Regions from separate parts of the Homo sapiens genome. Here region 1 is linked to region 2. The links are chromatin loops, found by intact Hi-C in ENCODE. Cell type or tissue: mammary epithelial cell. All regions are shown on one strand. Links, peaks and the distances in the headings refer to the core of each region. The heading gives the core; the rest is flanking DNA.

What was found. Peaks named below come from ENCODE experiments on the same cell type or tissue, not always from the same donor. Only the 100,000 strongest peaks of a DNase experiment are listed, where the experiment ranks them.
Region 1: a loop joins it to region 2, with 5 times the contacts of the local background. A loop is called at or near these places in 3 of 110 quality-filtered maps.

The regions. Positions count from the first base shown.
Region 1 is chr1:100,603,506-100,608,897 of GRCh38, reverse strand. No RefSeq gene overlaps it. Among named protein-coding and RNA genes, the nearest start is that of LINC01349, 41 kb to the left of the region's middle. In mammary epithelial cell, for the core only: a CTCF peak has its summit at 2,256; no DNase peak of the experiment used is centred there.
Region 2 is chr1:99,806,813-99,812,204 of GRCh38, reverse strand. No RefSeq gene overlaps it. Among named protein-coding and RNA genes, the nearest start is that of AGL, 41 kb to the left of the region's middle. RefSeq lists an enhancer at 2,431-2,931. In mammary epithelial cell, for the core only: a CTCF peak has its summit at 3,370 (motif pointing left); a DNase peak (open chromatin) is centred at 3,344; H3K27ac peaks cover 385 bases.

The DNA.
Region 1 (5,392 bases), core at 97-5,096, 800 kb before region 2:
GGGAGGAACAAGGATCCTTAGAACATTTTCTTCAAGGCAAATCTGAAAGGAATACTTTAGGTTAAGAAAAACTTCACAACATTCAGAAGATTCCAGGAATCATTACATGATATCAGAAAACTCCTTTTAATTTTACTAAATCAACAACTTACTTTATAGAATTATTATTATAATTAAATTGATTAATAGATATAAACAGCATAATATAGACTGTAGCATATAATAACTGCTTCATAAATGTTTGCTATTATTAGTATGAATAATTATAATGATTTGGTCCTGAGTTAAAGCCACAGGGCTTACAAGCTGGTTCAGATATCTGTAACTTTCATGACTTTCTGAAGTAAAGAAATATGTTTCCCAAATTGTATAAAATACAGAAAGATTGTGATTGAGGGGAAAAGAAAGATTTTGACAATAAAATTTTACTCAACAGAAAATCAGACTTTTTACCAAGAACTGAGTTTGTTTTTTGTTTGCTTGGATTATTGTTTTTCAAATTGGTCTACATGTTCTATGGAGAAATATTCAGGACTTTTTAAAACCACAATTGATTGATTCCAAACTAAGATAATCAGAACATGCAAACAAAGTCACAATAGGAAACATTCTACGTCTTTTTTTTCCCCTGACTTTTCAGTTAATCAAAATCAGGTTCTTAAAAACCTGGTTATTTTGCAGAATATTTGTCTACAATGCTTATTTCACTAACTAATTTTTCAGTGTGTCCTGACATCTTATTGAGTTTTGAATGGCCCCTTTTACTGTTACTTTTGGACAAGACAGTTCCACCTTATTTATAGTACTAGGACCCAAGGGTATGTGTTTCAACACAATGCTGGAAATATAAAACTGTGCAACTATGCATGAGGGTAGTAAAAATGTGATTCAGGGCAAGTCCAAAAACATGTTGATTCCAATCATTCTTTCACCTTCACAGAGAAGAGAATTAAAGCTCATTAAACATGAGTGATCATTTCAGCTGTGTAAAAAATAGGTCAGCATGCAACTAGGAAGGACCCTAGAAAACAAAATGGTTTCCTGTAGTCAATCTGGTACCATTAAGCCAGTCCCCTGCAGGCTCTCCTTTCTGGTCCCGCCCCTGCTTCTACTTCCATTTATTACAATTGGGTTCTTGACTCTGTTGATCTATTACAGCCTTATCCTGCTTTATGGACTGGGGTTGCAGCTGATCTCTCAAGCTTCTCTACTCTCTGCTGCACTTCAAAGATTAGCATAGAGTCACATTCCCACTCTCTGTACATTGTACAATCCTGCAGAGTTTACATCTCTCCTCAGCTGACTCTTACTGACCCCAAATAAGCTCTCATCCATGGTCAGTGGCCCATCTAGCCCCTTATTATTATTATTATTATTATTTGAAATTGATGTTTTAAGTAAAATTGTGGTTAGATGCTTTGTACAACTTTATTAATTTAGGTAATATAATTTCACACCATAATAACTAGAAGTCAGGAGAAAAATGAGGAGGGGAAGATTTTAGTCTACCAAATGCCTCTCTAAAATAGGTTTACTGTTAGATAAGTCTGCTTTATCTTCTCCATTGTATTTGACTTCTTAAGAGGCAAATTTATGTCTAGACCAACATGTTCTATCAGTACAGAGTGTCTAGACACTTTCCCCCGGGCTCACTCTCCTCTGGAGGCAAGCACCTTATTTTTACAACAGGTATAGGGTACTATTAAATTACCTGAGTTCCTCATGCTACTTTCCTCAGGAAAAAAAAAAAAAACTTCAAGAAAATCAAAACAGCAGCAGCTTATCCAGGCAAACGCCTATTTAGCTATCATTAGCCCTCGGTGGGATTACTAATTCTATCACTAAGTGGCCTGGGGGAAAAGGCAGCTTTATTTCTGTCTTTTGAATTCTAGCTGAAAAACAAAAAGGACAGTTTTCCCTTTATGGAAGGTTAGAAAGAGATAGTGACATATCTTTAATAACTTCAACACTTTCCTTACAGAATATAATAAAGAATTTCCCAAATAGCAAAATACAATGTGATCTTCATCTGCTGATAGAGTTATGCCCTTGATAGCAGAATTCAGGCAGATCAGCTAGCTAATTTTGGGCCAAATAACAATAGTTCATTACATTAAAATTTACAAAAGAAACAAAATTCCTTTCTCTAGACGGTTTCCAGGCCATTTTTCTCACTGCATGGTTTTATATTCATCAACACTGATTTAAAACCAAAGGTTCCTGAAGGAGCAGTTGCTGGGCAGTAATGCAGTGCCACCTAGCTTCCCTCCTGCGGGATGGTAGTGCATCACCAGATGTTCTCCATAATTGAAGGAACCAGAGTAGAGACAATAATGTGCTAGGGCTATCTGAGGCAGAAATAGACAAAGGGGAAAATATCTTCTTTCATATTCATCCGAAGACAATTAAACATCAGATATATACCCTGGAGTGAGGCACAATCCTCTACAATCTAGTCTGATCACTCCATCTAGCCTCTCTCTACCCCATCACACCTACAACGCCGCAGAAGAAGGCAACTTGTACATGTACAGTGCTTAAGATTAAGACTGCTCATATCACGTATTTCCCCTAATCATCCCCAGCATATGCCATGAATATTCCTGCCTCTGTTATATACACTTTTCCCAGCCTAAAATCTACACCATTTGTTCTCTTTCAAGTCTTTTCAAGTCCCAATTCCTTTATGCAGCCTTCCCTGACTACATCAAACCCCAGTGATAATCTCATCTTTGAATTACATTGTATTTTCAATTCTCTAACTGAGTCTTTTACTACTCTGCCTATTCCACCCATGTATCTAGACTTTCCTATTTATCCTTCAAGACTCAGCTCACCTATCTACAGCTGTTCTTGATCACCCATATTCCCTCCATCAAACAAACTGGATAGTTGCCTGTTTGGTGCTCTCATAGTGTTGTGTACACACCTCTCTTAGAGAACTCATTTTTATCTTTAATTTTTAAATAAAATTTTATTTTAACTTTTGTAGGTACATAGTAGGTACACATTAATATATTAATGGGGTATATTAGATGTTTTGATGCAGGCATGCAATGTCTAATAATCACATCATGTAAAATGGGCCATCTATCCCCTCAAGCATTTATCCTTTGTGTTGCAATCCAGTTATATATTATTTTAGTTATTTTAAAATGTAGAATTAAATTATTATTGACTATTCTCACCCTGTTGTGCTATCAAATACTAGGTCTTATTCATTCATCCAATTTTTTGCACCCATTAACCATCTCCACCTCCCCAGCCCCTCCCTCACTACCCTTCCCAGACTCTGATACCGATTCCTCTATTCTCTATGTTCATAGGTTAAATTGTTTTAATTTTTAGATCTCATAAATAAGTAAGAATATGCAAACTTTGTCTTTCTGTTCCTGGCTTATATCACTCAACATAATGACCTCCAGTTCCATCCATGTTGTTGCAAATGACTGGGTCTCATCCTTTTTTATGGCTGAATAGTACTCCATTGTGCATATGTACCACATTTTCTTTATCAATTCATTTGTTGATGGACGCTTAGGTTGCTTCCAAATCTTTGCTGTTGTGAACAGAACTGAACAAACATGGGAATGCAGATATCTCTTCAATACACTGATTTCCTTTCTTTTAGGTATATACATAGCCATGGACTTGCTAGATCATATGGTAGCTCTATTTTTCATGTTTTGAGGAACGTCCAAACCGTTCTCCATAGTGGTTGCATAAATTTACATTCCCACCAACAGTGTATGAGGGTTTCCTTTTCACCATATCCTCACCAGCATTTGTAATTGCTTGTCTTTCAGATATATGCCATTTTAACTGGGGTGAAATGATATGTCATTGTAGTTTTGATTTGCATTTTAAAGAACTTGTTTTTATTTTTTTCTCTGTTAAACTTAGAGTAGGACCTGTGTTTTAGTCTTCTGCTTTGGAATAAGCATTAATAAACTATTGTTGAATTAATAGTGGTTGAATGAATGAAATATAGCCATGTAATTATTTCATGTGGTACTCATTGTTTCTCCAATTAGTTGACATTTCTTGGGAAAAGACTATATATTTTAATATTTCTCTTGCTCATCTTGGACACAATGCTGATCCCTGCCTGATCCCTTTTTACTTCATAAAAAAGCAAAAATTTTAAAACCTACATTTCCCTAGTGAATTTACTCTCCCACTCTCAAAGCCAACCAGTCTCCTCTTTCTTCCCATCAACACTCCCATTCTTATCTAACTAAAGGCTTACTTCTTACTTCACTGAAAAACAGAAGCAACCAGAGTTTCTGGCAACACATTTGAGAGATGAAAATTAGGGAAATCACCTGAGGTCAGACATGAGACCAACAGAAAAATGTGCTGAAGCACATAGCTTTGACTTCCTAGATCAGGAGGAACTGGAGATAAAGTCTTTGGTGGGCCAAAGGCATTGCAGACAGATGAGAGTATGCCTACATAAATCCACGACCCAGACTATTCTCTACTCATTAGCCAGAGCAATTATTTCAAAATGTCAAAGATGGCCAAACAGGAACAGCTGCAGTCTACAGCTCCTAGCATGAGTGACGCAGAAGACAGGTGATTTCTGCATTTCCAACTGAGGTACCAGGTTCATCTCACTGGGGCTTGTTGGACAGTGGCTGCAGCCCATGGAGCAGGGTGGGGCATCACCTCACCTGGGAAGCACAAGGGGTTGGGGAATTCCCTTTCCTAGCCAAGGGAAGCCATCACAGACAGTACCTGGAAAATTGGGACACTCTCACCCTAATACTGCACTTTTCCAATGGTCTTAGCAAATGGCACACCAGGAGATTATATCCTGCGCATGGCTCAGTAGGTTCTAGGCCCACGGAGCCTCACTCACTGCTAGCACAGCAGTCTGAGATCGAACTGCAAGGAGGCAGCAAGGCTGGGGGAGGGGGGGTCCACCATTGCTGAGGCTTGAGTAGGTAAACAAAGCAGCTGGGAAGCTCGAACTGGGTGGAGCCCACCACAGCTCAAGGAAGCCTGCCTGCCTCTGTAGACTCCACCTCTGGGGGCAGGGCATAGCTGAATAAAAGGCAGCAGAAACTTCTGCAGACTTAAATGTCCCTGTCTGACAGCTTTGAAGAGAGTAGTGGTCCTCCCAGCATGAAGTTCGAGATCTGAGAACAGACAGACTGCCTACTCAAGTGGGTCCCTGACACCAGAGTAGCCTAACTGGGAGACACCTCCCAGTAGGGGCTGACTGACACCTCATACAGCCAGGTGCCCCTCTGAAACAAAGCTTCCAGAGGAAGGATCAGGCAGCAACATTTGATGTTCTGCAATATTTGTTGTTCTGCAATATTTGCTGTTCTGCAGCCTCCGCTGGTGATACCCAGGGAAAAGGGTCTGCAGTGGACCTCCAGCA
Region 2 (5,392 bases), core at 340-5,339:
TCAAGGCATACTTCCTTCATGAAGCCCTTATTAAATTCTCCATCTCATGCTATCCTTTCACTTCTATGTACTTTAACTTGTAGTGAATGCCACAAATTTCCAGCTTTGTTTTCTAATTGTTTCCTGCTATTCTTGGTCTCTGAACTTGACTGTAAGATCATCTAGCAGAAACCATTTTTTCTTTTGGTCATCCTCTCACTATGATGAGTGACAGGCTTGAAATAATTGTTCATTGTTATTATTCAATAGTTATTGCTCAATAGTTATTACTATTATCCACTCAGAGCCACAACAATTCTGAAGTAACTATGATGGCTGTGATTTTAATAGTTTTGTTTTTTAGCTACATAATCCAAAGGACATGGTGACTATCAATTGAAAGGCGAAAAATATCCTCTCCAATGACTATTTTTGATTTTGTTAAATAAGAAGTTATAGCTAAATATGAACCAGATGCATTTACTCAACATATTACAATTATTGTAGGAAAATATTCTGAGTTTGTCGTAGTCTGGAGATTTTCAATCCTAGTTGTATTGGTTATGTGCCTGGAAGAAACCTGAAGGTATTAGGAATGGTTCATCTAAGAGACAAACGTAGCAAGCTCAAGAGACTTCTCCTTGCTAACTCCAATCTAGCTAGTCACCAAGTTCTGCTGATTCTAGGTCTGAAATGATTCTCAACTCCCTGGGTATCTTAAGTTTGACTTGTCTGAAGCCACATCTTGATATGCTCCCTAACATGTTCCACTCCCTCCCCATCTCCCTTATCTCAGTCCATTTGGGCTGCTAGAACAAAATACCAAAAAGTGGGTGGCTTATAAAAAACAGAAATTCATTTCTCACAGTTCTGGAGGCTGGGAAGTCTAAGATCAAGGCCCCAGCAGATTCTGTATCTGATGAGGGCACATTTCCTGGTTCATAAATGGCACCTTCTTCCTGTGTCCTCACACAGTAGAAAGGGCAAGGCAGCCTGTTTTACAAGGACACTAATTCCATTTGGCAAGTGGCACAAATGGGATTAATCTCTTATCCTGAAGGACCTAATCACCCCCGAAAAGCCTCACCTAATACTATCACATTGGGAGTTGAATTAAGTTTCAATATGTGAATTGGCAGGTGGTGAGGGCACACAAATATTCAGACCATAGCAATTCTAAACCTTGAAGTAATTCTTGATTTTTCCATCTCCTATTTTCACATTCAATTCATCCAATTCTGTCAGTTCTTCCCACAAATGTATTGTAATTCAGACCTCTTCACTTGTTCAGTTCTCCAAGTAAGTATGAATCACAGATATCACATACATTTTATGTAAGACTTAGAGTATGTCAGGGGCACACTTGGTTCTCTTGCTGAGGCACACTCCTGCACCCATTTGCAGTGTTCTTCCTTTCTAATAAACTTTCCTTTTTCAAACCTAAAAAAAAAAAGAATATATGTTTTATTGTTACCTCTTAAAACCACGAATTGTGTTCAGAAAACTCCACTGGTTTTCATCACACCTGGAGTAAAATCCAGAGCCCTTGGTGTGGCTTGCAAGTCTCTACACAATCTGGTTCTACTTCTCCCTCTGACCTCATCACCCACCACTCTTTCCTTTTCTTTCTTTAAACTTTTATTTCTTATTTTTAAAATTTTCTCTGTGAGTCTAGCAAATGATCCCATTCTCACTGTACTCCAAGCAGGCTGGCCATGTTGCTATTCCTTGAATGTAACAAACATGCTCTTGCTGTTTTCTCATTCTGGAATAATCTTTTCCCCATATTTCTACATAGCTCACCTTTTCAATTGATTCAGATCTTTGCTCATATTAACTCCTCAGGTGATTACATATTATTGTGATTTGTATGGGTATATAGTTGGCAAAAGATAATGTTAAAAATTTACCAACGCTTGGGCAGAAATGGTGGCTCACACCTGTAATCCTAGCAGTTCGGGGAGCTGAGCTGGGCAGAATGCCTGAGCTCAGGAGTTGGAGACCAGCCTGGGCAACATGGTGGAACTTGGTCTCTACAAAAATACAAAAATTAGCTGGGCTTGGTGGCGCATGCCTGTAGTCCCAGCTACTTGGGGGACTGAGGTGGGAGGATTGCACCTGTGGTCCCAGCTACTTGTGGGGCTGAGGTGGGAGAATCACTTGAGCTTGGGAGATAGAGGCTACAGGGAGCTGTGTTTATGCCACTGCACTCCATCCTGTGTGACAGAGTGAGACCCTATCTCAGAAAAAAAAAAAAAAAAAAGAAAGAAAGAAATTTACCAACCCTCCAAGACTAGCCAACTATTGGACCATTGTCATTTATATAAAACAAACACAACCATTTTAGATTTGATGAGGCACTTTCAAACTCTTTGGCCCATCTATTAGCAAAAGGGAATGTTATATTACCTAGAAAAAGAACGTAGCTGGGCACAGAGGGTCGTGCCTGTAATCCCAGCACTTTGGGAGGTTGAGGTGGGAGGATAGCTTGAGTCCAGGAGTTTGAGACCAACCTGGGCAATATAGTGAGACCTTGTCTATGAAAAAAAGAAAACCTAAACATATAAGGAACTTTCACTTTTGTAACACCAAACTGCCTTTGTAGAATATCTCAGGATTAAACAAATTCGAACAGTGCCAGTTATTAACCCCTTTGGATATGGACTAATTAAGAAGATATGAGACAATCAGAAAAGGTCTTATTAAGATTTCTCGGTTTATACATAAACTCAGATAATAAAACCTCTCTCGTAATACAACTTTGGAGCACTCAATTCTGTTGAGTTATCTCCTCTTTTATTAATGCCAGATCTAGTCACTCTGACTGGGTAATGCTAACTATGGAATTCTGTACAGTGTACGTGTGAATATATGCACTGTATATATATGTGAGGCATGCCTATATGGTGTTAAGCCTTTATCCTTAATGTCTCTCATTTGTGGAAATAATATTCCTTCTTTTATTTGACACTTATTTTCCCCTGGGATTTCCCCAGTGGTATCAACTCTGAACTAGGCAGGCTTCACAGCAGACCAAGTATGACATTGTTTTAATTAACGCCACTCTGAAATATTTGGCTGTGAGTACTTGATAAGGGAAGGCTTCATAAGTATTTCAGGAGGTCTCATTCTCCCGCCTTAAGACCCTTACTACTCTTCTAGGAATTGGGGGAGGAATACAGTGAACTGTCTATGTCCTCACTCTTCAGTGGTAATACTTTATGGGTAGTGCTTCAGGGATGAGTGTGTGGAAAGATTCTAGTTACCTCCCCCTTTCCTTCCAGCAGTCAGACAGAAAGGAAAACGTGGGTGGCCATATAGGGAGATAAACTTGCTCTTCCATGCCCTCAGTTACACGTAACACTTAAAATTTCTTGGCATCTACTGCCACCGTGTGGTTATTTACATTTACTGACTTTAATGTGTTTCCCTTTTAAGGCTGGTCCGAAACAAAAATACAAGGAATTCTAGTTTGTTTTAGTATCCTTCAGCCTCAGATTGTTCCCAAGTCCCTCTAGGTTCTCTGTGCTCTTACACTGACGAGAAGATTCCACTACTAAATACTTTCTTCTTCTCTTATGTTACGCTCTACTAAAGCATGCTGCTGATACTCCAGTGACTTTCAGAGTTTTTGATGAACCAGTTTGAGGCAGAAAGATTCTAAAATGGGCTCCATATGTCCCTGTCCCTGATATTATGGCTTATGTAATCCCTTCACAGGAGTGTGGATGAGACCTGTGACTAGCTTTTAACCAACAGAATATGGCTGAGGTGATGGGATGTCACACTGCAATTACACTGGACAGTATTGTAACTTCTGTATTGCTAACAGACTCTCTTTTTTAGTTTTATTTTTTAATTTTTGTGGGTATAGTAGGTGTATATATTTATGGGGTACATGAGATGTTTTGATTACAGGCATGAAATGTGATATAACCACATCATGGAGAATAGGGTATCCATCCCCTCAAGCATTTATTCTTTGAGTAACAAACAATCCATTTACACTCTTTGAGTTATTTTAAGATGTGCAATTAAGTTATTATTAACTATAGTCACTCTGTTGTGCGATAGCACAACAGATAAATGATAAAATAGGTAAATGATAAAATAGGTCTTATTCATTCTTTCTATTTTCTTGTACCCATTAACCATTCCCACCTTCTCCCTGCCCCACACACTATCCTTCCCAACCTCTGGTAACTGTCCTTTTACTTTCTATGTCCATGAGTTCAACTGTTTTAATTTTTATATCACACAAATAAGTGAGAACATGCAGTGTTTGTCTTTGTGTGCCTGGCTTATTTCACTTAGTAAAATGATCTCCGGTTCCATCTGTGTTGTAGTAAGTGATGGGATCTTATTCTTTTTATGGCTGAATAGTATTCCATTGTGTATATGTATAACATATTCTTTATCCATTCATCTGTTGGTGGACACTTAGTTTGTCCAAATCTTAGCTATTGTAAACAGTGCTGCAGCAAACATAGGGGTGCAGATATCTCTTCAATATACTGACTTCATTTCTTTTGGGTATACCCAGCAATGGGATTGCTGGATCATATAGTAACTCAATTTTTAGTTTTTTGAGGAACCACCAAACTGTTCTCCATAGTGGTTGCGCTAATTTACATGCTAGCAGACTCTCTTGATCGCCTTCTGGGTTTGCATGCATGAAGCAAGCAGCCATGCTAGGGAGACTCAGTGAAAAGAAACTGAGGGTGGCTGCTGGCTGTCAGCTGCAAGAAATTGAGGCTCTCAGTCCAACAAAACACAGGGAATTGTAACAACCACATGAACTTGGAAGCAGATCATCCTCTTCGGTTGAGCTTTCAGATGAGATCACAGCCTTGGCCAACACCTTGATTGCAGCCTGATGAGAGACCTTGAAGGAGAGGACCCAGTTAAGCTATGCCCAGATTCTGTGAGCTTATACAGACAGTCCTTGACTTACTATGGTTCAACTTATGATTTTTGTGACTTCATGATGGGACAAAGGACGTTAAGTATTCAGGAGAAACTGTATTTTGAATTTTGATATTTTCACAGGCTAGTGATATACAGTACAATATTCTCTCTCCATGCTGGGCAGTGGCAGCAAGCCACAGCTCCCAGTCAGCCACACAATCAGAAGGGTAAACAACTGGGTACTCTACAGTGTACTGTGTTTCCAGATGATTTGGCCTGATAGTGGGCTAATGTAAGTGTTCCAAGCATGTTTAAGGTAGGCTAGGCTAAACTATGATGTTCGGTAAGTTAGATATATTTAATGCATTTTTGACTTACAATATTTTCAACTTATGGTGGGCTTATTGAGATGTAACCCCATTGTAAGTTGAGGAGCATCTGTAAATGTGAACTGTTTTCAGCCATTAAATGTGTGGTAATTTGTTACACAGCAATAATTAATACA